Regions from separate parts of the Homo sapiens genome. Here region 1 is linked to region 2. Evidence: read pairs that join two places in POLR2A ChIA-PET (ENCODE). Cell type or tissue: Panc1. All regions are shown on one strand. Each heading gives the region's core, and the rest is flanking DNA. Links, peaks and the distances in the headings are about the cores only. Region 1 overlaps DKFZP434A062 (a long non-coding RNA gene). Region 2 holds the start of LCN15 (lipocalin 15).

The links. ChIA-PET counts read pairs that join two places held together with the same protein. Peaks named below come from ENCODE experiments on the same cell type or tissue, not always from the same donor. Only the 100,000 strongest peaks of a DNase experiment are listed, where the experiment ranks them.
Region 1: POLR2A ChIA-PET joins it to region 2 with 10 read pairs; 2 of 35 experiments call an interaction of 5 or more read pairs at or near these places.

What each region holds. Positions count from the first base shown.
Region 1 is chr9:136,314,871-136,323,191 of GRCh38, forward strand. It overlaps DKFZP434A062 (a long non-coding RNA gene), which reads right to left. Exons shown (of 1, transcript NR_026964.3): 1 at 7,432-8,321. Among named protein-coding and RNA genes, the nearest start is that of DKFZP434A062, 8.3 kb to the right of the region's middle. In Panc1, for the core only: no CTCF peak of the experiment used is centred there; no DNase peak of the experiment used is centred there.
Region 2 is chr9:136,762,058-136,770,344 of GRCh38, forward strand. It overlaps LCN15 (lipocalin 15), which reads right to left and starts at 2,461. Exons shown (of 7, transcript NM_203347.2): 1 at 2,336-2,461; 2 at 1,813-1,952; 3 at 1,656-1,726; 4 at 1,300-1,410; 5 at 131-232. The coding sequence starts at 2,431. It overlaps LOC107987143 (a long non-coding RNA gene), which reads right to left and starts at 8,095. Exons shown (of 3, transcript XR_001746981.2): 1 at 8,025-8,095; 2 at 5,704-6,092; 3 at 4,286-5,617. RefSeq lists enhancers at 1,184-1,831, 4,107-4,156, 4,167-4,216. In Panc1, for the core only: CTCF peaks have their summits at 1,369, 4,512 (motif pointing right) and 4,712; no DNase peak of the experiment used is centred there; H3K4me3 peaks cover 159 bases.

The DNA of each region.
Region 1 (8,321 bases), core at 92-8,091, 450 kb before region 2:
CTCCAGAATCTTCTCCCCTGCTCCAAACTGGGCTGATGCCAGAGGAAGGGTGGCATCCCAGGATCTCCCCAGCAGGGTCATTCTGGGCCTCCCAGTGCTTCTGCTCTGAGGGGAACCCCCTGTTCCCTCTTCTCTTTGTAGTTAGGCTCCTTTGTTTGGGGCACCACGTCCCTCAAGTGGCTCCATGAGAAAGGGCACATGCCTGAAGGTGTCTTTATACCACCTGCCGTGTGAGCACTGGATGGTTAGTTTGGCTGGGTATAGAAGTCCAAATTGGGAGACATTTTCCTGGAGAACTCTAAAGGCCTTTCCACACTGTCTTCTAGCTCCTGGAGTTGCTCTTGAAAAGTCCAAAGCATGCCAGCCTGGAAATACCATGAACTGTGTGTCCAGAAAGACCCACCAAAGACTTGTGCTCCAGGATAGACCACTTACAACTCATCAAGGCCGCATGGCTGGCGCTGGTCAGAAGGACACCAGCACCTCCAATGAGGTCAATGGGGACTCCCCTGAAGGCCAGGGGCTGTTACAGACAGCAATAGAGATGAGAAGATCCTAAAATAACAGAGGCTGGAGGGTGATGCTTAACTGCTATGAGATTGCAAATATCCTAATTAATGGAAGGGTCAGAGGGGCATCACCCTGGAGAGTTATGGAGATGATAAACATGGTGTCCCTGGGGCAGGATAGATGGGCAGTTGTCAACTTGTACTAGCAGAGTAAATGAAGGATGAGTGACTGATGGCGGTAGCCCCAATAAAAAGTCACAGTCTTTGCTGGGGTTTGGACCTGAGCCAGTCTTTAGACCTGGAAATGTTGATTGAAGAGGTTACCAGGAGGGACATGCAATATTCTGGCCAGCCCTTCTCCACAGGGACCTATAGGACCTGCGCTGGGATAGGGGACTGCTGGACATTTGAGGACAGTGGGGTCAGGGTGACACAGATACCCAGAGACCCAGAATGTCATCATGCCCCCACATTGGAGCAGTCATTGGCGGAGTTCTGCCCAAGCTGCAGTTCGCAGTGGTCCTTACCCCAGGCTCTAAATGAGGGCTGGGATTGACATGTGTGGAGGGGGCCACTGGGGCCCCCACATTGGACCCTTGATCTGCAGGATAAGAGCTCTAATTATGATTCCATGGGGAAGGGCTGGGTGAGAAAAGGCCTCTGGGATACACATGCATCCAACAGGGCAGTGGTCTCGGGCGGCAGCGGTGTGCCCAGCACTCATCCACAGTGCCATGATGGTTGAAAACCTGGAAAGATTCCGAGGCCTACCTCATCCATAAAGTATTTAGAGGGGTGGTGATTGGGGTGTTGCTCGGAGGTCGGGGAGTTGCTCAGTGGTCGGGGAGTTGCTCAGTGGTCGGGGTGTTACGCAGTGGCTGGGGTGTTGCTCAGAGGTCGAGGAGTTGCTCAGTGGTCGGGGTGTTGTTTGGTGGTCAGGGTGTTGTGCGGTGGCTGGGGTGTTGCTCGGTGGTCGGGGTGTTGCTCGGTGGCCGGGGTGTTCCTCGGAGGTCAGGGTGTTGCTCAGCAGTCGAGGTGTCGCTCGGCAGTCAGGGCATCACTCGGTGGTTGGGGTGTCTCTCCATGGTCGGGGTGTTGGTTGGGGTGTTGTTTGGTGGTCAGGGTGTTGCGTGGTGGCTGGGGTGTTGCATGGTGGTTGGGGTGTTGTTTGGTGGTTGGGGTGTTGCTTGGTGGTCAGGGTGTTTCTTGGTGGTCGGGGTGTTGCTCCGTGGTCAGGTTGTTGCTCAGAGGTCGGGGTGCTGCTCAGTAGCCAGGGTGTTCCTAGGAGGTCGCGGTGTTTTTTGGCAGTTGGGGCATCACCCGGTGGTTGGGGCGTCGCTTGGTGGCTGGGGTGTCGCTCCATGGTCAGGGTGTTGCTTGGTGGTCTGAGTGTTGCTTGGTGGTTGGAGTGTTGCTCGGAGGTTGGGGTATTGCGTGGTGGCCAGGGTGTTGTTCAGTTGCTGGGATGTTCCTGGGCCTCTCCTCCAAAGTGAAAGCCAGATGGTTGTCTCTGCACCACCTGCTGCAAGGAAAGAAGCACAGACCCTGGAGGCCTGTTGGGTTCTGGGAGGCAGCACAGCCACACTGAGGAATATGCTCTGACCCTGTCCCAGGTGGCAGGAGGAGGACACACAGCAGGGAAGGACTCGGCGGCAGGCCCAGGCTGAGGAGCAGAGAGCCCTCCCGGGGCCATCGCGGCTGGCAGACCTGCTGGTGTTGCCCACAGCAGGGATGGGAAATGGGGCCAGGGGCTCATGGCAAGGCCCAGCATGAGAATCTCAGCCCAGGCCCCAGGGTTCTGAGCGAGGCTTTCATCTACAGCAGGGCAGGGAGCCACGCACTGCTATGGAGTGAATGTGTGTCCCACAGTTCATAGGTTGGAGCCCTCACCCTCTGCGTGGGCAGTCGGAGTAAGGAAGTGACGAAGGTGACAGGAGGTCCCAAGGCCAGACTCTGATCAGATGGGGCTGGTGTCCTAAGAAGGACACACACTAGAGAGCTGACTCTCACCACCCCAGGAGAGGCCGCATGAGGACACAGCACGGGGATGGCTCTCTCTCTGTCAGGACCCAGCCCTCACCAGAAACTGAATCAGAGAACCTTGACCTCACCCTGGCAGCCCCAGGGCTGTGAGGAATGAGCAGTCATTTAAGCCACCTTCCTATGGTGACTTGCCACACCAGCCCACGCAGACCAAGACACACAGCTTTTGAAAACCAAGTCCTGCTGGGCTACTGGACCCCAGTGGAGACAGACACCTGGCCAGGCATGTCAGGGCATGAGGTGGCAAGAGCTGCCCAACGTGAGCTGGCACAGCCAGGCCCACCCAACCCTAAGGTGGCATGCCCAGCAGAGTTCGCTGTGCAATGGACGTGGACGCGTGAGGACAGACGTGGGGAAGGCAGAAGGCACCACAGTGTGGGCAGGTGCCCAGGCCCAGTCCCGCAGGGCCCACCCACCCTCGGGGGCTCTCCCAGGACCGCTGGAGGAGGGGTAGCTGGCCAGGCTTGGGTTACGGATGGATGGGCTCAGGGAGCACCGAAATGGGCGCAGCTGCATGCCAGTGCCTCTGGGGAGGCTCTGGAAGGCTGTGGTGCAGTCACCCTCAGGGGGACTCTGACACTGCCCCGGTCACCCTCGCGTGGGGGAAGGGACGCAGCCTGAGGGGAGAATAAAAATGGAGTCATGGGCCGAGGCAAATGGCCTCTCTGGCTGGTTAGGAATCTTCAAGAAAAAGATGGAGCCGTCAGGGAAAGGAGGCCTGGGCAGAGGCTTGTGGGGTGCGAGTGGGCTCCTGGGAGGCCTGGGCAGAGGTGTGCGGGGTGTGGGGGACTCCTGGGAGCAGAACAGTGCACGGTCTTTGTATCACAGTCTGTACCCTCCAGAGAGCATCTGCCGAGACACTGAGAAGCCATGCACACGGCACCGTCCGGCCCGCCGGGCATCAGCCACCCCCGCTGGCCAGTAGTTCACCCACAAAGTGGCCATGATGGCAGACAGGCAAACTCTCAGGGACCCAGCAAGCGGTCCAGCTCTGTTCCCTGTCTCTCTCCATGCTGCACTCCTCCCCAGCCGTGCAATTCCACAGCGGGGTCTCCTCCCTGGCCCCTGACCTCTGTGATGCACAGTTTGAGATGCAAACAAACTCCCTGAGTCGATGCAGTGGGGTGTGCGAGGGGCTCAAAGCTGACGCACCTGCACAGGAAACTCAGTCTGCCCTCCCCAGACGCCTGTTAGGCTGACCCTGGAGGCCCTGGGCCCAGGGGAGAGGAGCCCCCGCAGCCTGCAGAAGTAGGGAGGGGGCTGCTGCAGAGGTTGCAGGTTTTCATGGCAACCAGCAGCGGGTCACTGGGCCCAGGGTGGAAACCGCTCAGCAGAGGCTCAGGGGAGAGACTCTGCGAGGGTGGGTGGGGCCGGGCGGGGGTGCGCTCCTTCAGTGTCATCACGGTCAGACAGTCCATCAGACAGACGCAGGGCGGGCGCAGGGTGGGGCCCAACTGAGGCTGGCACTGTGGCCTGGGAGGAGCCCCGCCTTGCACCTCATGGCCATCTGGCAGGACATGTCCACTGCCAACAGTGAGCCCAGCATGGGCCTCGGAGGCCCAGCAAGGCAGACTCGGGGCTTCCTGAGACCACCTGGAGTAGCACCCACTCAGCTCCCAGGGTGCCTGGTCGCCTCCACCCCATGCTCCCCATAAGGCCCAGGCCAACCTGAGCACAGCCCCCGCTCTGCCCTTCCCTGGCCCTGTCCTCATGGTGAAGTGGTCCCAACACCTGGCATTGTCCTCCCTGCACTGCTGTGCCCGCTGCGGGACTGGCATGTGCCCCTCTGGCCCATCTGGCTGCCCCGTGAGTGGCTCAGGGTTGCAGGGTCTGAAGCCACACATGAAGTGGGGGAAGGCTGGGGGCTGGGAACTGGGCCTTCCTCCTGTCTTGGGACCAAGGCCTCCGCTTGTGAGCCGCTGAACTGGGCCTGAGCCGACACCCTGGCTGGACCCTTTCTTTTTTTTTTTTTTTTTTTGAGACAGAGTTGTGCTCTGTCACTCAGGCTGGAGTGCAATGGCGCAATCTCGGCTCATTGCAACCTCCGCCTCCTTGGTTCAAGCGATTCTCCTGCCTCAGCCTCCCGAATAGCTGGGATTACAGGCGCGTACCACCACACCCGGCTTATTTTGTATTTTCAGTAGAGACGGGGTTTTACCATGTTAGCCAGGGTAGTCTCGAACTCCTGACCTCTGGTGATCCACCCGCCTCAGCCTTCCAAAGTGCTGGGATTACAGGCACCCGGCCCCCTTTCTTTTTTTAATTTAATTTAATTTTAAGCTCCAGGATACACACGCAGGATGACGGGTTTGTTACACAGGTAAATGTGTGCCATGGATACACGTTTGTGTCCCACAATTCATAAGCTGGAGCCCTCACCCACCGTGTGGGCAAACTTGGAGTAAGGAAGTGACGAAGGTTACATGAGGTCATGAGGCCGGGCCCTGATAGGTTTGCTGTACCTATCAACCCATCACCTAGGTATTAAGCCCTGCATGCATTAGCTATTTTTCCTAATGCTCTCCCCCACCGCCCTCACCTGACTGGCCCCAGTGTGTGTTGTTTCCCTCCCTGTATCCATGTGTTCTCATTGTTCAGCTCCCATATATGTGAGAACATGCAGTATTTGGTTCTCTCTTCCTGCATTAGTTTGCTGAGGATAATGGCTTCCAGCTCCCTCACATCCCTGCAAAGGACATGATCTCGTTCCTTTTTATGGCTGCATAGTATTCCATGGTGTATACATACCACATTTACTTTATCCAGTCTGTCACTGATGGACATTGGGGTTGATTTCATGTCCTTGCTATTGTGAACAGTGCTGCAGTGAACATACGCATGCATGTGTCTTTATAATAGAATGATTTCTATTCCTTTGGGTATATACCCAGTAATGGGACTGATGGGTCAGACGGTATTCCTGGTTCTAAATCTTCGAGGAATCGCCACACTGTCTTCCACAATGGTTGAACTAATTTACATTCCCACCAACAGTGTAAAAGTGCTCCTATTTCTCCACAACCTTGCCAGCATCTGTTGTTTCTTGACTTTTTAATAATCACGCTTCTGACTGGCATGAGATGGCATCTCGTTGCGGTTTTGATTTGCATTTCTCTAATGATCAGTGATGTTGAGCTTTTTTTCATGTGTTTGTTGGCCGCACATTATGTCTTCTTTTGAGAAATGTCTATTCATATCCTTTGCCTACTTTTTAATGAGGTCTTTTTTTCTTATAAATTTGCTTAAGTTCCTTGTAGATTGTGGATATTAGGCCTTGTCAGATGGATAGATTGCAAAAATTTTCTCCCATTCTGTAGGTTGTCTGTTCACTCTGATGCTAGTTTCTTTGGCTGTGCAGAAGCTCTTTAGTTTAATTAGATCCCATTTGTCAATTTTTGCTTTTGTTGCAATTGCTTTTGGTGATTTCATCATAAAATCTTTGCCCATGCCTATGTCTTGAATGGTGTTACCTAGATTCTTCTAGGGTTTGTATAGTTTTGAGTTTTACATTTTATTATTTAACCCATCTTGAGTTACTTTTTGTATAAGGTGTAAGGAAAGGATCCAGTTTCAGTTTTCTGCATATGACTAGTCAGTTCTCTCAGCACCATTTATTTAATAGGGAATAATTTCCCCATTGCTTGTTTTTGTCAGGTTTGTTGAAGATCAGATGTTGTAGATGTGTGGTTTTATTTCTGAGTTCTCTATGCTGTTCCATTTGTCAATGTGTCTGTTTTTGTGCCAGTACCATGCTGTTTTGGTTACTGTAGCCTTGTAGTATAGTTTGAAGTCAGGTAGTGTGGCTTTGTTCTTTTTGCTTAGGATTGTCTTGGCTATAGGAGCTCTTTTTTGGTTCCATATGAATTTTAAAATAGTTTTTTTTTCTGATCTGTGAAGAATGCCAATGGTAGTTTAATGAGAATAGTATTGAACCTATACATTGCTTTGGGCAGTATGGCCATTTTCATGGTGTTGATTCTTCCTATCCATGAGCATGGAATGTCTTTCTGTCTGTTTGTGCTGGCTGGATGCTTTCTCTGGTGGTCAGGCCAGGACCTCCCTGCCATGTCTGCGTGTCCCTGCATGCCCCAAGCCCTGCCATTCCTCAGGATTGCTAGGCTGTCCTCTCGGTGACATTGCTCAGAGTCTCCACTGGAGGAAAGTCCCAAGGCTGTCTGCAGGCCATGACTGAAACGTGCTGTCCCCTCAAAGGCACGGTGGCTGAGCCCAGGAGCCGGGTCCCTCACGGCCAGAGAGACGAACTTCCCCGACATTCTAGACGGACAGGGCCCTCCCGGAAAAAAGCTCTCTCAGTGTTCAACGGTGTTTGTGCGTCAGCCGCGTCGGCCCCGGGCTAGGAGCTGTGGTTCTGCTGGCCCCTGCGCGCCTAGAGACACAGGTGTTCTCCCCGACAAGGGGATGGGAGAAAGGGGACAGCCTGGTGTCCACCTGCCAGGACCTGGCTAAATGACAGTGGTACATCCACAGCGTGAATTGGATACGGCCCCTGTTATGCTTGAGGAGAGTTTTTAATTTGTTTTTTGAGACAAGATCTGACTCCGCAGGATCACAGCTTACTGCAGCCTCAAACTCCTGGGCTCAAGCGATCCTTCTGCCTCAGCCTCTCCAGTAGCTGGGATCACGGGCATGTGCCATCATGCCTGGCTAAATTTTTAAAGTTTTTTTTTTTTTTTTTTTTTTTGTAGAGACAAGATCTCCTTGTGTTGCTCACACTGGTCTCAAACTACTGGCCTCAAACGCTGAGTGCTTCCCAAAGTGCTGGGATTACAGGCGTGAGCTTCTGTGCCTGGCCGTGAAGACCTTTCAGTGATGCATTTCAGTCCATTCCTGCTGCCGTAACAAAACACCTGAGCCGGGGTCATTGACACACAATAGACATTTATTTCTCACGCTTCTGGAGGCTGGAAGTCCAGGGTCTCGGTGCCAGCAGCCTCAGTGGGAGTGGGGGCTGCTCTCTGCCTCCCAGTGGGTGCCTCTTGCTGTGTCCTCTCCCGGCGGAAGGTGAGAGGACAAAGGGGAGGGGGCCTCGATGGCTTCCCAAGCGCTTCAATGGGGACCCTGGTGACTTAATCACCTTCCAAAGGCCCCACGTCTTATAACGATCTTCTTGGGTCTCAGGTTCCAACATATGAAGGCTGGGGACACACAAACTCAAACCACAGCAGTGACACCCGGGAAAACAGTTGTGACACGCTGTGACAAAGGAAAGCCGCAAAGCCACACGCGTGGACCTGATCCAAGTTACGTGATAGCGCAAGGGGGTGCATGGAGGACTGAGTGGGTGGTGATGCTGCCCCAGAGGCTGTCCCTGGGAACTGTGCGTGGGGACTTATTTGGGGAAAGGGTCTTTGTGGATGTAATTAAGGACCTCAACATAAGACCATCCTAGATTAGGGGTGGCCTGCAGCCCCTAGAGCTGACCTGGATGAGCATGGACCCTCCTCTGTGACCCCCAGATTCTGAGCTCTGGTCCCCCGAGCTGTGAGGAAACACATGTTGTTTTAGGCCACCCAGTGCAAGGTCATTGGTACAGCAGCCCCGCGAGACTCCTTCGAGGCCCACAGCTCAGCACAGCCACGTTTACCGAGTGCCCTCCGTATGCCAGCCACGGTTCTAACTGCTCAGCCTCCCGCAACCCTCGGAGGTGGAGATGGGCGGGGAACGCGGAATGCGCCTGGGCCTCACAGCTGGGGAGTGGATCTGGGATGTGTACCCCTGCACTGTGCGGCTTCTCTCCCCCAGAGGGTT
Region 2 (8,287 bases), core at 1-8,000:
GCCCACCCCTGGAAGAGAAGACCACCTGCTGCCCGCACACTGCCTGTGCTGTGAGGGGAAGGAAGGGTGGGCTCATGGGAAGGGAGGGAGAGGCTGGGGGGCATGGGGTGGGCGGGGCTTGCCAGGGTACCTGACTGGGGCAGCATGACCATCATGTCCTTGGGGAGCCCCAGGGTCGGGTAGAAGTCCTGGAAGGACTTCAGAGCCTGGGGACTCACATCCTGGGTCCGGCCTGGGCAGAGCAGAGGTCACTGTGAACTCAGCAGCTCACAGGAGTGCAGCACGGGGTCTCCTGGCCTCACTCCACCAGCCTGAGGGCTGACAGCAAGGCCGCCACCCTGGGTTGGGCAGGTTGTGCGCGGCATAAAGCTCCTGCCTGGCTGAAGGAAACTTGGGGCCCCCTTCCCCAATTCACACCAAGATGTCTGGGAGGTTGGGGTGGTCTGGCTGTCCTCCTGGGCCCCACTACCCCTTGAGCCTCTTTCCCTGCAGCCCGGAAGCCTCCAGCCTCACTCTGTCGGCTCCAATCGGGGAGTCCCCAGGAGTTAAAGAACCTGAGCCCCAGCCGGCGCGGTGGCTCACGCCTGGAATCCCAGCACTTTGGGAGGCCGAGGCGGACGGATCACGAGGTCAGGAGATCGAGACCATCCTGGCTAACACGGTGAAACCCCGTCTCTACTAAAAATACAAAAAATTATTTATATTTTTACAAATACAAATACGGGCATGGTGATGGGCGCCTGTAGTCCCAGCTTATCGGGGGGCTGAGGCAGGAGAATTGCTTGAACTGGGGAGTCGGAGGTTGCAGTGAGCCGAGATCGCGCCACTGCACTCCAGCCTGGGCGACAGAGTGAGACTCCATATTAAAAAAAAAAAAAAAAAAGAACCTCAGCCCCAGCCCCAGAACTCAGGCAGCGAGGCCAGGCAGGGAAGGGCGGGGCACCACTCTCAGGAGGCCAGAGAGGAGCATGCACCGCGGGACCCTCCCCCAAGCCAACCTCCTCCACATCCAAAGCACGGCGGGCCCAGCTCCCACCCCACCCGGTCCTGGCCAGGCCAGGAGTGTGTGCGAAGGGTCACAGCAGGAGAGGGCATGGGGCAGCACCAGAAGGGGCGGGCCCGGGGATGAGGAGGCGGAGCCTAAACTCGGCCTAAAAGGCGGGGGGCGGAGGGGTGAGGGCGGGGCCTGTGAGGAGGCGCGGGGCGGCAGGCGGGCGGGGCGGGGGTAGGCAGAACGGGGGGCGGGGCCTGTGGGAAGTTGGGGAGGGGCCAGTGCGGGGAGGTGGGACAGGCACTCACTGTAGAGCTGCACCATGGTGCTGAGGGCCCCCTCCAGCTCCTTGTAGATGTAAAGGACGGCGAAGGAGCTGTAGTCTGTGTCCACGATGCGCACGTCCAGGTAGCCCAAGGCTGCGGAGAGGCAGGCGGCCTTTTCAGGCTGGAGAAGTGGATGGGCCCGGGCACCGACCCCACCCATGCCTGCCCCTGCTGCTGGGCTGTGAGCCTGTTCCCCGAAGACAGAGGAGGGGCGGGGAGGGCGGGCAGGGGGCTGGAGACTGGGATGGACAGCTTGGGCCCGGGTGGAAAGTCAGCCCCACGTCACCCCCAGAGAAGCGGCATCCAGCACCCCTGAAGGCAGAGGAGGCAGGACCTACCCGGGACTCTGAAGTGTCCCTCGGAGCCCACCTTCAGGTACTCGGCATCCACCTGGTTACAGCCGTCCGCCCTGGGGGTGCACAGCCGGCTCACTCATGGCACCCAGCTACCTCAGCTCCCCAGCCCAGCCCAGGCAGCCCAGCCCAAGTAACTCACCCCGGGAACTCCATGTGGACGTGGAGGCCGCCCTCCTCTGTGGGCCTGATGGCCCTGGTGGACATGGACAGGTGGTCCTTCTTGCCCAGGAAGACCCTGCAGTCAGATGCCATGGAGACCACGTACCAGAGGCCTGAGAACTGCCGGGGGCTTAGTCACCCGCAGGCCAGGACAGCCAGCAGCAGGGCCCTCCTTGCCCAGGGACCCAGGGGACAACTCAGAAGTCACACAGCAAGGGGTCTCGGAGTGGCCATGTCTTGGGTGTGAGCTGAGCCCAGGTGGACAGGAACTCATCTTGGGTAGGTCACAGTGCAACTGTGAGCCTCAGTTCCCAGCTGTGAAGTGGGTGCAGTAATGATCCATTCACAGGTTGGTTTAGGATTAAGCGCAGAGTGGGTCTATAGCACGTGCCTGGCCGGGCACAGAGCAAGCGCCCCAGGAAAGGCAGTTGTCACAATTATCACGTTGTCTCTGGCAGGGGCCCAGCTCCCACCCACCACAGGACAGCAGAGGCCCCTGGTACCTTTTCAGCATTGAAGTCAGGCTGCAGCAGAACCTCAGCCTGAGCCGTGGGCGCCCAGAGCAGGGTCAGGATTGCGCCGAGCAGGAATGACATCATCCCCTCCCCTGCCCTCCAGCCCCTGGTGCTGAGTCCCCAAGCCCCAGGGGGCCAGCTTTATAGCCCAGGCCACCACCTGGGTGCACCTGCTCCTGGGCGGAGCAGATGGAAGCGGAAGGCACTTCGGCTCTGAGACTCCGGCCCCCTTGTCCATTGTTTGGCACAATCACTCGGATGTCCCCCAGCCCAGGGGGTCATTTCCTGGAGGGCTCCAGACAGCCAGGCTCTGGCCTGATGCACCCGGGCTGAGGATTTGTCCCCTAGGCCTGCCAGACTATGTCACCAGTCACGGGGCCACTGCCAAGCCACAGCAGAGACTTGTCCTGCCTTGCCTGGACTCGCACCCAAGCCCCTCTGTCCACACTCTGTCTGGCTGGGCTGGGCCAGGGCCTTTGGGGTACAGCTGCAGAGAGCTGGGCTGGGGTTGGTCTGGCTAGGCCCCCTCTCCTGGGATCTGGCCACCCAGAAAGCCCCCTTCTCTCACCCCCAACATGGGGGGTAGGGTCACACTGGCAGAGTGTCCAGGGCAGAGCTTGTGCCCCCACACTGTGAGAGAGGCCTGGGCACCCCTCACTCCAGACCCCCACCACCCCCGATGCAGCCCCCAGCTGGGCTTCCAGCAAGCAGGCCAGGGACCGGACGGGACCGGACAGGGCTGGGCTGGCCCTGGGGAGGATTACGGCATTGGATACCGCCTTATCACTGGTTGTATAAGCGTGCAGGGGGCAATGACGCCAGGAAGGCGCCGCAGTCTGGCAGAGGCAGGAACCTCCCAAGTGACCTCTCTGTGTCCCCACAGAGCACCCAGGGACACTGGGCAAGGAGCAGCAGGTGGCCTCGGAGCACGCCCAGACCCCTCTGGTCAGGGGCGGGAGTCCTGCCAGGGAGGCCAGCACTGCCAGTCCTCTGGAGTGAGAGTGAGGCAGGAGAAGAGGGCCTGGACGCAGGGAGCCCAAGGGCGTCCTAGAACCAAATCAACTGGAAACACTAACGATGACGGGAATGTGAATGGCTTTGTACCTTCACTCCATCCTCTCCGTTTACGTAGGGCTCATACCGAGTACATGACTTCGTTTTGTTTGTTTGTTTTTTGAGATGGAGTTTTGCTCTTGTTGCCCAGGCTGGAGTGCAGTGGTGCACTCCTTGGCTCTCTGCAGCCTCTGCCTCCCGGGTTTAAGCGATTTTCCTGCCTCAGCCTCCTGACTATCTGGGATTACAGGCACCCGCCACCACACCCAGCTAATTTTGTATTTTTAGTAGAGACGGGGTTTCTCCATGTTCATCAGGCTGGTCTTGAACTCCCGACCTCAGGTGATACACCCACCTCAGCCTCCCAAAGTACTGGGATTACAGGCGTGACAGTATGCTCAGCCGAGAAAATGACTTTGACTTCATCCTCTTCATTTACATAGGGCATACACCAAGTAACCAATGGTAAACCGCTAGAGGATATTGAAACACTAGAAAATTCTGTAACCGGGGCCCTTGAGCTGCTTGCTCAGCCCGCTCCCACCCTGTAAAGAGTGCTTTCATTTTCAATAAATTTCTGCTTTTGTTGCTTCATTCTTTCCTTGCTTTGTTTGTGTGTTTTGTCCAATTCTTTGTTCAAAATGCCAAGAACCTGGACACCCTCCACTGGTAACGTGAGAGGGGGACAGGGTCAGAGAAAGACCCTTGGCCCCCAGCATCGGGGAAGGGAAGGAGCCGAGGGCTTCTGCTTGTGGCCTCCACTGGTCTTCAGGAGGTTCCAGTTCCCAGCCACGCCCCTGACAGGTTCACCTAAGCCAGCAGTTAGATACAGCAGGAAAACTGTGGTCAGCAAGCCACCCAGATGCCGAAGCAAGAGACCGAGGGCACGAGCTGTTCCAGTTTAATAAAATATATAAAATAACAAGAGTTATACTAGATCTAGATCATAGACATGATTATATATGAATATTATTAATCATTAGCTTGTAGCAATTACTCTTTATTCCAATATTATAATAATCCTTGCTCTACAATTATAACCTAGGAAAAACCAGGCCATACAGAGATAGGAGCTGAGCGGACATAGTGAGAAGTGACCAGAAGACAAGAGTGCGAGCCTTCTGTTACGCCCTGACAGGGCCACCAGAGGGCTCCTTGGTCTAGTGGTGACGCCAGCGTCTGGGAAGACACCTGTTGCCAAGCGGACCGTGATCTAGCAGTAGCGTCAGTGTCAAGGGAAAACACCTGCTACTTAGCAGACAGGGAAAGGGAGTCTCCCTTTCCCCGGGGGAGCTTAGAGAGGACTCTACTCCTCCACCTCCTGTGGAGGGCCTGACATCAGTCAGACCTGCCCGCAGTTATCCAGAGGCCTAACCGTCTCCCTGTGATGCTGTGCTTCAGTGGTCACGCTCGTAGTCCGCCTTCATGTTCCATCCTGTACACCTGGCTCTGCCTTCTAGATAGCAGTAGTCAATTAGTGAAAGTACTAAAAGTCTCTGATATGCAGAAATAATGATGTAAGCTGTCTCTCTCTCTCTCTCTCCGCCTTGGCTGCCAAACAGGGAAGGGCCCCCCATCCGGTGGACACGTGACTCACGTCACCTTACCTATCATTGGAGATGACTCACACTCTTTACCCTGTCCCTTTTGCTTTGTATCCAATAAATATCAGCACAGCCAGACATTCGGGGCCACTACCGGTCTCCACGTCTTGGTGGTAGTGGTCCCCAGGCCCAGCTGTCTTTTCTTTTATGTCTTTTTCTTGTGTCCTTATTTCTATGCCCTCTCATCTCAGCACACAGGGAGAAACTCACCAACCCTGTGGGGCTGGTCCCTACAGAAAACATCTACAAAACGCATACACCTGAGACGAGACTGAAATCCAGCATCCATGAGGAACTCCCAAGACTGAGTAATAAGAAAACAAGCCACTCCATTAAAAATAAAAAGAGGCCAGGTGTGGCATCTCACGCCTGTGATCCTCGCATTTTGGGAGGCCGAGGCGGGTGGATCACCTGAGGTCAGGAGTTCGAGACCAGCCTGGCCAACATGGTGAAACCCTATCTCTTCTCAAAATACAAAAATTAGCCGGGCATGGTGGCGGGCGCCTGTAGTCCCAGCTACTCGGGAGGCTGAGGCAGGAGAATCGCTTGAACCCAAAGTGAGGTGGGTGGGGGGAGGTTGCAGTGAGCCAAGATCGCGCCGTTGCACTCCAACCTAAGTGAAAGAGCAAAATTCCGTCTCAAAATATATATATAAACAAATAAAAATAAAAAGGCAAGAGATCTGAAAAGATACTCCACCAAAGAAAACATCCGGATGGGAGATGAGAACACGCTCAGCATCAGTCCATGGGAAGATGCAACCTGGAAGCTTTTTGAGACCCCTCTGTGCACCTCGCAGACCATGGAAGGCGTTCCACAGAAACAGGCTCAATCCCTAGAGCCTGTGAGGGCTGGGAGTCAGCAGAGCTATCACCCTCTGCGGGAAGAACAAGACGGGACCACACTGCAAAACTTCCTGGCAGACTCTCATGCAGTGAAACATTCCACCAACCTACCTACTTATGGAGGTCTCCACCCGGGAGAAATGAAAACTACGTTTACAGCGAACTTGAGCACTTCTGCATGAGCAGCACGTGATGGACACTCAGCAGTAAAAGGAACGAAGGTGGCTGAATCCCAGGTGCACCCTGCAGAGGGACAGAAGCCAGGTGGAAAAGGCTGCGATCTGCGACTCCTTTTATACGACGTTCTAGGACAGGTGAGCCCACAGGGCAGGGGGCTTCCCAGTGGCTCTGAGGGCTGAGGTGCGGGCAGTGATTGACCGCAAGGGACCTCGAGGAAGCTTTGTGGGCACCAGAGCTGCTGTGTCGCACTTGCAGTGGTTCCATGAACATTTGCATTTGTCTAAACTCACACAACTGTGCCCTCAAAGGGGCGAATGCAGCTGTGCATACATCATACCTCAACTTTTATTTATTTGTGGTTTTTCTTCGTTTTCTTTTCTTTTTTTCTTTTTTCTTTTTTTTCTTTTTTTTTTTTTTTTTTTTTTTTTTTTTTGAGACGGAGTCTCGCTCTGTCGCCCCAGGCGGGACTGCGGACTGCAGTGGCGCAATCTCGGCTCACTGCAAGCTCCACCTCCTGGGTTCACGCCATTCTCCCACCTCAGCCTCCGGAGTAGCTGGGACCACAGGCGTCCACCACCATGCTCGGATAATTCTTTGTATTTTTAGTAGAGACAGGGTTTCACCATGTTAGCCAGGGTGGTCTCGATCTCCTGACCTTGTGATCCACCTGCCTCAGCCTCCCAGAGTGCTGGGATTACAGGCATGAGCCACCGTGCCTGGCCTTGTTTTGTTTTTTAAGACGGGGTCTCACTCTGTCACTCAGGCTGGAGTGCAGTGGTGCAATCTCAGCTCACTGCAATCTCCACCTCCCGGGTTCAAGCGATTCTCCTGCCTCAGCCTCCCATGTAGCTGGGATAACAGTAGCCACCATGCCCGTCTAATTTTTTTTGCATTTTTAGTAGAGACAGGATTTCACCATATTGGTCAGGCTGGTCTCAAACTCCTGACCTCAGGTGATCTGCCCTCCTTGGCCTCCCAAAGTGCCGGGATTACAGGCGTGAGCCACTGCGCCTTGCCTTTTTTTCGTTTTTGACATAGTGAACTGGGGTCCTTTCTCAGAGCTCAGTCCCCTCCCACCCCAACCCCCATGCACGGCCCCCCCCCGCCACCCTGCCACCCCCCCATGCACTGCCCCCCCCGCCACCCCCCCATGCACTGCCCCCCCCGCCACCCCGCCACCCCTCCATGCACTGCCCCCCCGCCACCCCGCCACCCCTCCATGCACTGCCCCCCGCCACCCCCCCATGCACTGCCCCCCCGCCACCCCGCCACCCCTCCATGCACTGCCCCCCGCCACCACCCCATGCACTGCCCCCCCCGCCACCCCGCCACCCCCCCATGCACTTCCCCCCCGCCACCCCGCCACCCCCCATGCACTGCCCCCCCCGACACCCCGACACCCCCCATGCACTGCCCCCCCGCCACCCCGCCACCCCCCATGCACTGCCCCCCCCGACACCCCGACACCCCCCATGCACTGCCCCCCCGCCACCCCGCCACCCCCCATGCACTGCCCCCCCGCCACCCCGCCACCCCTCCATGCACTGCCCCCCGCCACCCCCCCATGCACTGGCCCTCCCGCCACCCCGCTACCCCTCCATGCACTGCTCCCCCCGCCACCCCTTCCCCTTGAGCTCTTGCTGGGCTCCTGGCTCCTGCCCTGAGAGCTGCTCCAGTCCCCACCTGCTTGTTCTCCAGCCTCCGCTAATCCTCTGAGCTCAGATATTCTTCCAATAAATTCCCAATGGCTTCGGTTAGCCAGGGCTGCCACTCATCTGTCTCCCCCACGCCAGGCCTCGCCCCCACCCCGAGTGTCCCAGGCCCCCGCCACTGCACCCTGCCCCTAATAGCACTTCCTAACCCGAGACCTCTGCCCTCAGAGGAGGAGGAAAAACCTTCCTCTCTCTCTTTGCCCTGCTGAGGGGGTCTGCCCTGCACGACAACACCAGGGGGCCCCGAGCCCCCTCCCCTTCCCTGGGCAGCCTCCTCACTCACGCAGCCTCATCTGCATGGCTCCCCTCCGCGTGCTGGTGGCGTCCCTCCATTCTTCCACCAGGGGGCAGTCTGCTCTGCTCTGCGCTCTGGGCCCCGCCTGCCCGCACCCCGCCTGCCCCTCACCCCGCCTGCCCCGCACCCCGCCTGCCCCTCACCCCGCCTGCCCCGCACCCCGCCTGCCCCTCACCCCGCCTGCCCCGCACCCCGCCTGCCCGCACCCCGCCTGCCCGCACCCCGCCTGCCCCGCACCCCGCCTGCCCGCA